Regions from separate parts of the Homo sapiens genome. Here region 2 is linked to region 1. Evidence: chromatin contacts called from ENCODE Hi-C or POLR2A ChIA-PET data. All regions are on one chromosome and are shown on one strand. Each heading gives the region's core, a stretch centred on a gene start or an enhancer-like site at or near the end of the contact. The rest is flanking DNA. Distances are from core to core; before and after follow the strand shown.

What was found. Hi-C counts contacts between places; a loop is a spot of excess contacts on that map. ChIA-PET counts read pairs that join two places held with the same protein, here RNA polymerase II (POLR2A). Pooled maps may share reads with other maps.
Region 2: a map of aorta shows a loop between it and region 1 (2.8-fold over the local background). The contact joins two enhancer-like sites. A Hi-C loop is called at or near these places in 3 of 168 maps with a recorded cell type or tissue (Right ventricle myocardium inferior and aorta) and 1 of 50 pooled maps. POLR2A ChIA-PET finds 5 or more read pairs at or near these places in 1 of 52 experiments (H1).

What each region holds. Positions count from the first base shown.
Region 1 is chr22:27,510,006-27,515,431 of GRCh38, reverse strand. The region is part of intron 1 of LOC105372981 (a long non-coding RNA gene); the gene reads left to right. Among named protein-coding and RNA genes, the nearest start is that of LINC02554, 200 kb to the right of the region's middle. Within about 2 kb of position 3,076, at least 13 of the 41 ENCODE cell types and tissues checked have a DNase peak (open chromatin) inside an H3K27ac peak, as active enhancers do.
Region 2 is chr22:27,782,035-27,787,336 of GRCh38, reverse strand. The region is part of intron 1 of MN1 (MN1 proto-oncogene, transcriptional regulator); the gene reads left to right. Among named protein-coding and RNA genes, the nearest start is that of MN1, 17 kb to the left of the region's middle. RefSeq lists an enhancer at 1,413-1,940. Within about 2 kb of position 1,972, at least 4 of the 41 ENCODE cell types and tissues checked have a DNase peak (open chromatin) inside an H3K27ac peak, as active enhancers do.

The DNA of each region.
Region 1 (5,426 bases), core at 1,827-4,326:
CAGCTGTGGCCTCTCCTTCAAAGGAAACATAAAAAACATGCCGTAGAGCTTGTTGAAACTAGGAATAAAGTCTAACTTGCTTGCTTAGGAAAGTGTCCAGGAATGTTGGATCTGGACAGCCAGTGCAAGTCTCCCTGGGTCTCTTTGGCCTCAATTTCCTCCTCAGCAAATTGGGGGAAAAGTATCTACCCCCACAAGGGCTGGTGAGCTCATAGAGGGAGGGGCCCTGACACAGACCTGGCACCCTGCAGGTATCCAGGGAATTGTAGCAATCAGCTCAATGCTATTCTCCAGCTGGCTGTCCAGCTGTTAGGGCTGGAAGGTCCTTAGAGTGTCTCGGTCTCACTTTGCCCTTGGGGAAACTGAGGCTCAGAGTGGAGAGAACTTTGTTAGGGCCCAGAGAATTCATGACATTGCTGGGCCCCATCGGGGGATGTTGAAGAAGATGCTAACTGGAGTTTACACAATACTGTTTGCACTGCATTCTGTGCTTGGCTCTGCCATGTGAGATTTCATTTAATTCTGACAACATCCTGCGAGGTGTTTGCTATCATTTTCGCCATTTTATAGGGAAGGAAAATGAGACTTGGAGACCTCAAGTGGTTGGACATGCAATTCCTGCAGAAGGCCACCCGCAAATCTCTGGCTTTCTCTTCACTGGACAAAACCCATCAGAAGGTGACTGAGTGAGGATGATGTCATTAGAATCCACACTAAATGAAATGAAAAAGAAACTAAGTCATTCTAAAATGTCAGCACTTGAACTGTTATTGGCAACCGATAGCTTGGAACAGAGTTCACAGCCAGACGTATCAGGGTGGGCCTTGGTCATCATCTGTTTACATCAGAAATGATGCTGACATCCCCAGGGCCTCAGAGACACAAGGGGCTTAGGTCAGGTAAATTTGAGTGGAAGTTTTGTGGCAAGAGCAGGGGTCTGTGGATGGCAATGCAGGCTCTGAGATGGGCTTGCTGTGTGGCCTCAGGGGAGTCACTTGACTTCCCTGGGTCTCAATCTCATTTGTAAAATAAAAGGGTTTGGACCAGAAAATATGTAAGGTCCCTTCTGCTGCCTCATCTAAGACAGGGTATCGTATATGCTGGTTAAGAGTGGGCATTGGAATCTGGAAGACCTGGGATTAAGTCCTGATAAAAACTCTAGGCCCTAAGAGGCTTAGGAACAAACAAAGCAAACAAAAATCAACACAAAAAAAAATGGGGATGGGTGAGTAAGGGAGTAATAATATATTGGCCGAAGTGGTTGGTATTAGCTTCAGGAATGGATTGATCCAGATGCTTACACAGAACTCCCATGAGAGTATCCATTGGTTTCATTGGCTCTGACTGAACTATAGTACCTCCCAGAACCAGTCACTATGACTGAGAGAATTGTGGAAGCAACTAACCTAAGGCAATTATGACCCACATATTCTGTGTGGGTGAGATTAGAACAGGTCTTTCTGAAGGGATATAATGATACCCTCGGCTGAAGAAGAGGTGGATGGATGCTAGGGAGGTAAAAACATTCACTGCAGTGAGTGGTGGTCTGTCTGAGACTTCATTTTTCCATATGTAAAGTGGGGATAATTCTTACATTTGCCTTTTTATGGCTCACTTAAAATCAACTTACTCCTCCCAATTTTCCTGTCTCCTTGTAATTAGGCAGAGGGCATGTGACTTCCCAGCAAAGGGTGGTGCATGCATGATCAGGTGTGAGTTCTTTCTGCATTCTCTTCCCTCTATAGTGAACAGGATGCCGAGATAGTATTGAGATAGTAGAGCCATGAGATGGACTCAGATTGGATCACTGAGTCACAGCATGGAGCACAGCTACCCTGGAGAGTGACCAGGCTTCCATTAGACTTTGTTTGAGCAAGAAATGAACCTTTTTGTAGTAAGCCACTGAGGTGTTCAGACATACTTGTTATTAAGCATAGCCTAAGCTACCCCAGCTAAACCTTTATGTGACTTTCTTTGTTCATGGATGTCTTTCCATGCCTGACATGTAGACCTAGCTCATTCTTTTACATATCTGCATAATATTCCATAGTATGGTGACACCTTGACTTATTTAACCAGTCCCCTTTACATCATTCTTGCATTATTGGCAGATTTCATTATGACAAACAATGGTGTATAAACAATACCATTGTATTCTTATACTTCCTCATACATCTTTGTGCACGTTGAGTTTGTGCCAGTAGTATTGCTTGGTCAGGAGCGTGCACATTTAATACTGGTTTTTACTCCCACTAATAATTTTTGAGACAGCCTGTTTGCTCTACCTTTGTTAATGAAGAATATTATTGATGTTTCCATTTTTATCAGTGTGATAGACAGAACAGGGTGTCTTATGTTAATTTGGGTTTCATAGCAAGTTTTTGGTCAGGTTGGATTTTTCAGACATCCTGCCAGCTTCACCCTACTTGTTCCAGAGAAAAAGACTGGGCTGACACTGCAAAGAGAAAGAGAGAGATACATACAGGTGACAAGATGATGAGGCAGAGACTGGGAAGAGAGAGAGAGAGAGAGAGAGAGAGAGAGAGAGAGAGAGAGAGAGAGAAAGAAAGGAAGGCACCCAGTCCCCTGTTTCTCTCCAGATTCACACACCAGCCCCCTGTCAGTCTTACTCAAGCAGGGCTCAGATCCTGAAGTGGGACCCCCATCACCTCTGTGGCCAATAGCGGGGGGGCCAGCCAACATCTGGGTTTGCACTGGGACAGGGGAGGGTTGTTGGCTCAGTTCCTCTTGGCCTGAAGCCACGAGCCTAGCTTGTTTGTATAGTCCTTCAGGCTTCTTCTCCATATCTTGGTGTTTTTGGCTCTAAGCTAGCTCCCTCCCAGCCAGGGGAGGAGATAATTCCACTCGATCTGGGCCTCTGAGGCACTGGGAAGGACGTCAGGAAATAGCAGGAGCATTACGCACCTCTCTACCCTCCACCGTCCAATCTCATTTTCATAATGTGTGGAAAAGGAACGGGGTTGCAGAGGGAGGCTTGAACACTTGGAGTTGCTTCCTGTTTTCTCTCGAATCAGTCCTTTTCCCCAAGACGCCGCTGCTGGGCCTGTTGAACCCTGCCTTCTGGTAGGTGTGTGCGTCGCATGTCTATGCATGCCCATGCAGATGTGTGTGTGTACATGTGGGTTACGTACTCAACGAGCCAATCAACAAACAGACCTAGGAGAACCCTGGAGAGGGACTCCTTCTTTCCTTGAACATGCTCTTTACTCTTGCAACCTCCCAAGAAAGAAAAAAAGGAGTTAGCTTACGTGCCTCTTCTTCCAAAGGTCAGTCACCAATAGTAGTTTCCTAAGGTGTCTGGGTAAAGCCTTCCCAGATGCCACAGGGACCTTCTTTGTCATATTCACATCTACACCTACCATGTTGAGTCCAAGACTCAGTACATAGTAAGAATGAATCCATTAATCAGGGCTAACACTTTAATTATAGAACAGAGAACAATATGGTCCAGAGAGGACAAGGACTTGCCCCAAATCATGGAGTATGTCAACGGCAAGGCAAAAAAGTGGAACCCAATGTTCCTGACACTTAGTACAGTTTTATTTTATGTCATTATGCAAGATGCTCAAAGAAACTGACTATTACTGATCTCTGACTTTATAGTTTTAACTTCTTTGGAACAACCTATGAAGGAGGAATATTCGCCATGTTACTGATGGAGAAACAGGTTCAGGGAGGTTTGAGCTGGCTCCAGGTGGAGGACCCAGAATTTGTCTTGAAGTGGCTTCTTCCAAAGCTTGATGCCTGTGTTCGGTAGCACACAGAGGGCTGGTGGGGGCAGAGCCTTACCCAGCCTTGATCAGAACCTCTGAATAGGACTCTCTCACTGTTTAGGGTCTTTTAGAGAAAGAGATCAATGGCGTTCAACTGAAGCAGACTTAAAATCTACTCCTTTGGGAAGTTTTCTCTTAAGTGCAGTCTACTTTTTTCCAGAGCTCACAGAAAGTCCTCGTGCTGATCCTGGGAGAGCAACCAGCCCATGGGGGTCTGGACAGTGAAAAGCCCTTTCTGTCTAGGTATCAACAACAATTTCCAGTAGAGCCCTGGTGGGGCTGATGTGGCCCCATTGTTGGAAAACAGGGGAAATGTGAAGAGGATCACAGAGTTACTGGTGGCTTGAAGTGTGGGGCACCCATTGCAGCCACCTTGAGGACCAAACCTGCTCTGAATCTCCCATTCTCGCATCCTTCCTGTGTGACACCCACATCCATGCACACATACACAATGGGCACACACACAGCCACTCACACGCGCATGCCCTCTCCCATATCTGTGCACACACGTGAATATACACACACCCCTAAGTTCCTACAGTAGACTGGAAGACTTTGGAATCTGAAACCTTGTCTTCACCTCTCTGTGGGGTTGCTTGGTGACCTCACCAATACCCAGCTGCTTTCATCTATAAAAGGGGGTAAAATTCCCAGGGATGAGTTGAGGATACAGTGTAATATGCCCGTCTGCTCCTTAGTATTTGCTGAAGTCATTATGTGACCGTGTTGCTCTGGGCTGCTGCCCCACCTCTCGCTTTCCTCAGTAGAGCCTACTGCATCCCTTTCTCTTAGGACAGTTGCCTAGTGCACATTCCTCCAGGTGACATCTGATTGGTTCAGTTACTTCTTTCCACCTGTAAGTCCCTGGCTAATGAGTGGTTTGCACTAGGGCACACAACCATTGCTTTGTCCAATCAGTGTGTTCAGGGCCAGGACACATGATCCACCCAGACAAAGGCTACTTAGGGAAGTAGGGGTGGTGGGTAGTCTGGCACCCTGAAACAAGCCTGGGGCAGCCAGTGAGAGGTGGGATTTCAAACCCTGCTCTGTCTCCTGCTAGCTGGGTGCCTTTGGACAAGTCCCTGGCATGAAGCTGTTTTGTCATTGGCAACGTATGATGATAATAAGGACAGCACTGTTTTCCAGCACCACTGTGCACATCCAGCTGCATAATTTAATCCAGACTGCCGGCACAGGGCCTGGCACCAGATACATTTTCAGTCCATGTGGATTCCTTTCATCTCCTGAGTTCAGGCTTTGAGTAGTTTGAGCATCCTCCTCTCTATCCTTTACCCAAGACAACCACCCGCCATGGACAACAGTTTGAACCAAGAGGGTTCATCTAATTTTAAGCCCTAGTGTGTCACCAATTTATTTTGGTCCATGAACTATTGCTCGCACCTGTTGGCATCTTGGAATGCAAACTCCTTCTAATTTTAAGCACCAGCAGGGGCAGGTCTAATTTTGGGTGGCCCTTGTGCCGGGGGCTCCCAAGGGAATTCAAGCTCTGTTGTTTGGAGCACCTGGGGTGAAGTGGGTGCCTTCCAGAATAGATTAGGGTTGTGATATGTTCAAGAGGGACCCACACAGTTTGTATCCACACAACATTAACTACAATTTTCTTCAGGACTT
Region 2 (5,302 bases), core at 723-3,222, 270 kb before region 1:
TTTCATCCCCTGCAATGTAACTTTTGGCGATTGTTTAGTATTTGAAGGAAGGGAGGCTGCAGATCAAAATTTGGCTTTTTAGAACAGGAGCAATTTCACGATCCTTATGCCATGACTATTTCTAAATTGTCTGGGCAGAAAGCTTTGAATGCCTTTTGCCGGGCTTTGCTTGCGTGCACACACGCACGTGCACGTGCACACATACCACACAGGCCTGAGAAGTCTTAATAAGAAATGAATAAATAATTTTCTCCCCCAAGAAGAAGCTCATGCAAAGTTTTGGCCTCGTTCAGTTTGAAGTAGACGCGTATTGATCTCCATGCGGTCAATTTTTGCCGAATTTGTAATCCTGTTAGGCCTCCGGGAAAGGCATGATTAATTTACTTGTACATTTCACTATTTTGGGTCAGTTTAGTTAATAAGCATTTATTTTGTGCTCAGCGCCTGTGAAGCATTTTGCTGGGATTAGAAGTGTGTGTGTGTGTGTGTGTGTGCGCACGGGCATTAATGGGCCCGGATTGCCTGGCATAGAATAATGGCCACCAGTAGTCTAGGTTCCCACCACCTCCTCAGGACAGGAAGAGGAGGCGAGTGGCGCCTTTCACCATCACTCGTCCAGGAGGAGGGAGAAAAAGCCCAGTCGTTGAGCAAACCCAGCCTCCCAGAACCTTGGAGACGGCCAAAGAACACGGGCTTCCTTCTGGTGCCTTGGTTCTCCGACCCTGAGAGTTTCCCAGCATTAATTCTTAATTGACTGGGAGTTGAGCACTCGTGTGGGCCAGAGGTCTCTGCACATGGGTGGACAGTTGGGAATCTTCAACCTCTTTGCAGTACCTTTTATGCTGCTTCCTTGACACATGGTGGTGGTGGTGGTAGGAGGATGTGTGTGTGTGTGTGTGTGTGTGTTTAACTTTTAAGAAATGCATCGTTTGACTTCCAAAGAAGGAAGAAAAAGTATGCATAAGTCTCGGAAGCTGAGAAAAGGAATAACAAAGCAAAACAGCCCTCAGCTTTGGCCTTTCCTAACACTGAGTCTGTAAAGGGGAGCATGTGTCATTTTGATGGTGCGAGCACTTCAGCCTGGCTTCTTTGGGGGGCCCCCCTCTTCCTCTCTGGGCTCCCCACAGCCTTCCTGTCTCTCTGCCTTCAGAAGATGGGCTAAAATTCCACTCAAAAAACAACCATCAAAATGCCAGGGTTCGGCCATAACAGTTTTTGAGAAATGGTGTTTTCGGCACCCCCCACCATTTGCTTAATTCCTCGCTCATCTCGTCGGTTCCCACCAAGGCCTTGCCTTTGCAGAGTGAGGGCCAGACGGAGTCTTTGCGGCGCTGAGCCAGCCTGAAATGAACTGAAGGCGCTGAGGAAACAGGCATTTGGAGAGATGAGGATACAATTTCTTTTTTTATGTGGGCCCGTTAAAGTCTAATGGACATTGGTGTCTGGCCTTAAATTTGGAGAGGGTCTTTATCTAACCCTTAAAACTGGAGTCGTTTCCGGTAATTACGACACCCCAGGCAAGACCACTAAATCTTCCAGAGGCTTGTCTGGATGGCCGTGGTGGGGCTGGGAGGGGCCATGGGGGGGGGGCACACCTGTTACCTGTATCAGCTATAATTATGACATTTCTAGACTCCTGGTTTTAAAGGAAGAATTTATGGGCTAGGTAAAGCCGGAAGAGAGCAGCCAGAGGCGTTCTGGCTTATGGCAGCGAAGTTGCAAGAGCCCCCACGCTCGGTGCCCATCACGGCCCCTGCATTTCCTTAATGAACTAATTTAGTTCCCCAACATTTGGTATTAAGTAAGTAGTTATTTTGGGAATCGAAGAGAGAAAGAGCTGGAAGACTTTAAAAAAACTTTTTGGAAAAAAGAAAAAGTATTGCATTTTTAAGTTTGAGACGTCTTGGCGTCCAGGCGTAAGATGTGGGGGAGGACTCCTTTGGTGCGACGTGGCCGGACGTGGAGAAGCGGCCGGCCCCATCCCTGCCTGTGTTTTTGCTTCTCGACAGAGGGGGTTTTTCCGTTGTTAGGAACGGCGGAGGCCACAACACCCAGACTCCGAGCAGTTTGTTTGGAAGTATTGTTTAGATTATTCTCGCTTTTCAAATTGAGACAAACTTGGTTTAATGGGAAAATAGCAGTATTACTATCTTGGTGTGTTTGCTTTAGCGTTTAAAAATAGTTTGTTTTCATATCCCAAATTTCATCCTTTCCTTGTTTGCTTGTTTGATGGAAACCCGTGTGTGTGTGTGTGTGTGTGTGTGTGTGTGTGTGTGTGTGGCGGATGCCAGCACGCACATCTATATAGATGCCGGCGATCAAATAGTTGCAATCGTCCAACCAAAAAACGATTGCAATTTTACATCTGGCTAAAGGGACTCATACCATTTGTTTTTAACTTAAACCATCTTGTCCCTTCCTTCGGCATCAGCACACCACTCCCCAACTCCCCCCGACCCACAACCCAGCAGTATTTATTTCTTCCTTAAAAAAAGGAATGCCGGCCTGTTCGCTAAGGTCCCTGTTGGAATAGATTTTCAGAGGTTATGTATTAAATGTGTTTGAGGGCGATTTCAGCCCTCAGCCTGGTTGTCCCAGTACTAATGGTAGCAGGGCCTATTACAGACAGGCAAAGAATATTGTAAATGGCTTATGCAGAAAAACCATTTAGATAAAAATGCAATTTTCCCCTCTGCATAGAGTGCTAAGAATTAATAGCACATTCTTTCTAAATGGGTATTTTTATATTATATTTTCCCCCTAATGAAATTCTTTCCCCAAACAAGAGCATGTTTCATTTTAAACTTTAGAGTAAAATTGATCTGTTTTTAAGCCTGCAAAAACTGGTGTCCTAGTTCTCAGCAGGCCCCTACCTTCCCTCCTCTGCGTCTGAGATTTTTGACATTAGATTGTGTAGCGGATGGTAATGGCGGTTGTGTTTTTTGACAGTCCATCCACATTGAGGCTGAAATAGAGAGAAAGGCTGGGTTTGCCCACATTTTGGGTGGATATGGGGGTGTTTGGCGGTTTCAACAAACAGAGAAACTGGTCCTGAAATCTGAGCCGTGTGCACTCAGGCCTGGCCTGGCCTGGGAGGAGGCTCAGTTCCCTGCTCCCTGGGAGTGCCTGTGATCCCCTAGGTGCATCCCCTGCTCCTGGCTTCTGTATGACTGCAGGGGAGATCCAGGGTCCCCAGTCCTGCTCCCCTTTATACGACTTCTGGGAAAGGGGCTGCTTCCAGCTCCCGAGTACCCTCTGAGGGGCAGTTCTCAGGGGCCGGCTCTCTGCCAAGGCCTCTGTGGCCATTTTGGGAGGAATGGAAATTCAGAACTTCTTAGAAGGCTGACTTCAGGCAGACCAGCAGGAGCCTGCGGCGGCATCATCGTGGAAAGTCTTTGAGAGCTTGTTGCACTGGCCGCCATGGGCCAGTGTCTGCTGACCCAGTTTTCCCTGCCTGGGTGTGTGTACGTGGAGATATTCGGACTCGCCTTGGCAGCTTAGACGTCCAGACTTGACAGTGATAGACCCTGTGACATTGTAGTAGGTGAACATCTAAAACACAAGCTTGTGGTTTTTCACTATCAATATGGCACTGATGTGAAAGTTTAGGTAGAATTCTAGAATGGGAAAGACCTTCTCCTGTTTTTTGTGCCCCTCCCCTACAACATTTTCCAGTTGAGATAACGAAAGCCCAGAGAGGGCAGGCAACTTGGCCAAGGTCACACAGCACAGGCGCAGAGCCAGGACAGGACTATAGTTGACCTTTGGCCTTGGGCTTCCCTTCCTGCCCCTTAATGCCCTCACCTGAGAGCTAGGATTTGATTTTATCTGGCTAAGCCTCGTGCAGACCAGAACTGGGTCTTAAACTAGAGGTTTCCAAGCCTTTTTAAAAAGCACCATGACAGGGCCGGGCACGGTGTCTCAGGCCTGTAATCCCAGCACTTTGGGAAGCTGAGGCAAGTGGATCACCTGAGGTCAGGAGTTCGAGACCAGCATGGCCAACATGGTAAAATCCCATCTCTACTAAAAATACAAAAATGAGTGGGGTGTGGTGGGTGTCTGTAATCCCAGCTACTCAGGAGGCTGAGGCAGGAGAATTGCTTGAACTCTGGAGGTGGAGGTTGCAGTGAGCCAAGATCACACCACTGCACTCCAGCCTGGGCAACAGAGCAAGACTCTGTCTCAAGAAAAAAAAAAAAAAAAGCAGCACGACGTACATCCCCTGGTTGGTGGTTGGTGATGGCAACCCTTGTTCCCTTCCTCTTGTGGAGGTGGACATCGTGCAGGAGAGAATTCTTGACCTTGGGGAAGCCGCAGTAGCACCATAGCCTGTCAGATGGTTGCTGTGGGTTTCAGCCCTGGCGTTTTGATTCTTCCGAGCTGGGTGATCTCAGACAAGCCACTTCACTGCTCCCAGCTTTCTTTCCTCATAGATAAAATTGACAAGAGGAAAAAAAAAGTGTGTACCTCACAGAAATATTGTGAGGACCAAATAGTATGTTTTAGCTAGCATTATAATTATGTGACTAAGGGCACAGGCTTTGAAGCCAGACTACCTGGGTTCAAACCCCAGCAATTCCAGTTCCTGGCTGTGTGTCCTTGGGCAGGTTACTTAATCTTTCTGTTCCTTCATTTCCTCATCGGTGAAAGAGAATAATAATAGTTCCCGCCTCATGGGGCTAGAAGGATTCAGCAAGTTAATATATATATGAGTTGATACTCAGAAGCCTGCTTAACACAGAGAAAGTACTATATGCCAGCACCAGATTTTACTGAGCACTGACTATATACCAGGTGGTTCGTATATAGGGCATCAGTGAACCTAGGAAGTGCATGGTGGCATTGTCGCTATTGTTTGTCCCATCTTAGGGATGAAGAAATGAAAGGCACAGATTGGCTTGCAAGTGGTGCCGGCTGGAGGGGAAACGATGCCAGGCTGTACTTCAGGCACTTAGCCCCGGGCCTGGCACTGGGGACTTGCTCAGTAAATGTCACAATGTCATAGGGCGGGGCCGGGCTGGGACCCACTGCCCCTGCGTCAGCAATTTCAGGCCTCACTATTGGGCCGGTGTGGGGCCGGGGAAGGGAGGGGAGGATTATATGTGCAGACCTTCTCCTTGTTCGGGGCATTCAGACCCTGTGGTCTGGTCACAGCCTGCCACCATCGGGCACGTGTTCCTAGCAGTGGGATGGTAGCGCCAAGGTATTTTTTACCACCCGACAGCTCTCCCTGTGCCCCCCAAGGAATAGTTCCCTGATATGTGTGAGTAATGGTCAGCCTTCTTGTGGAGGGAATCCATGA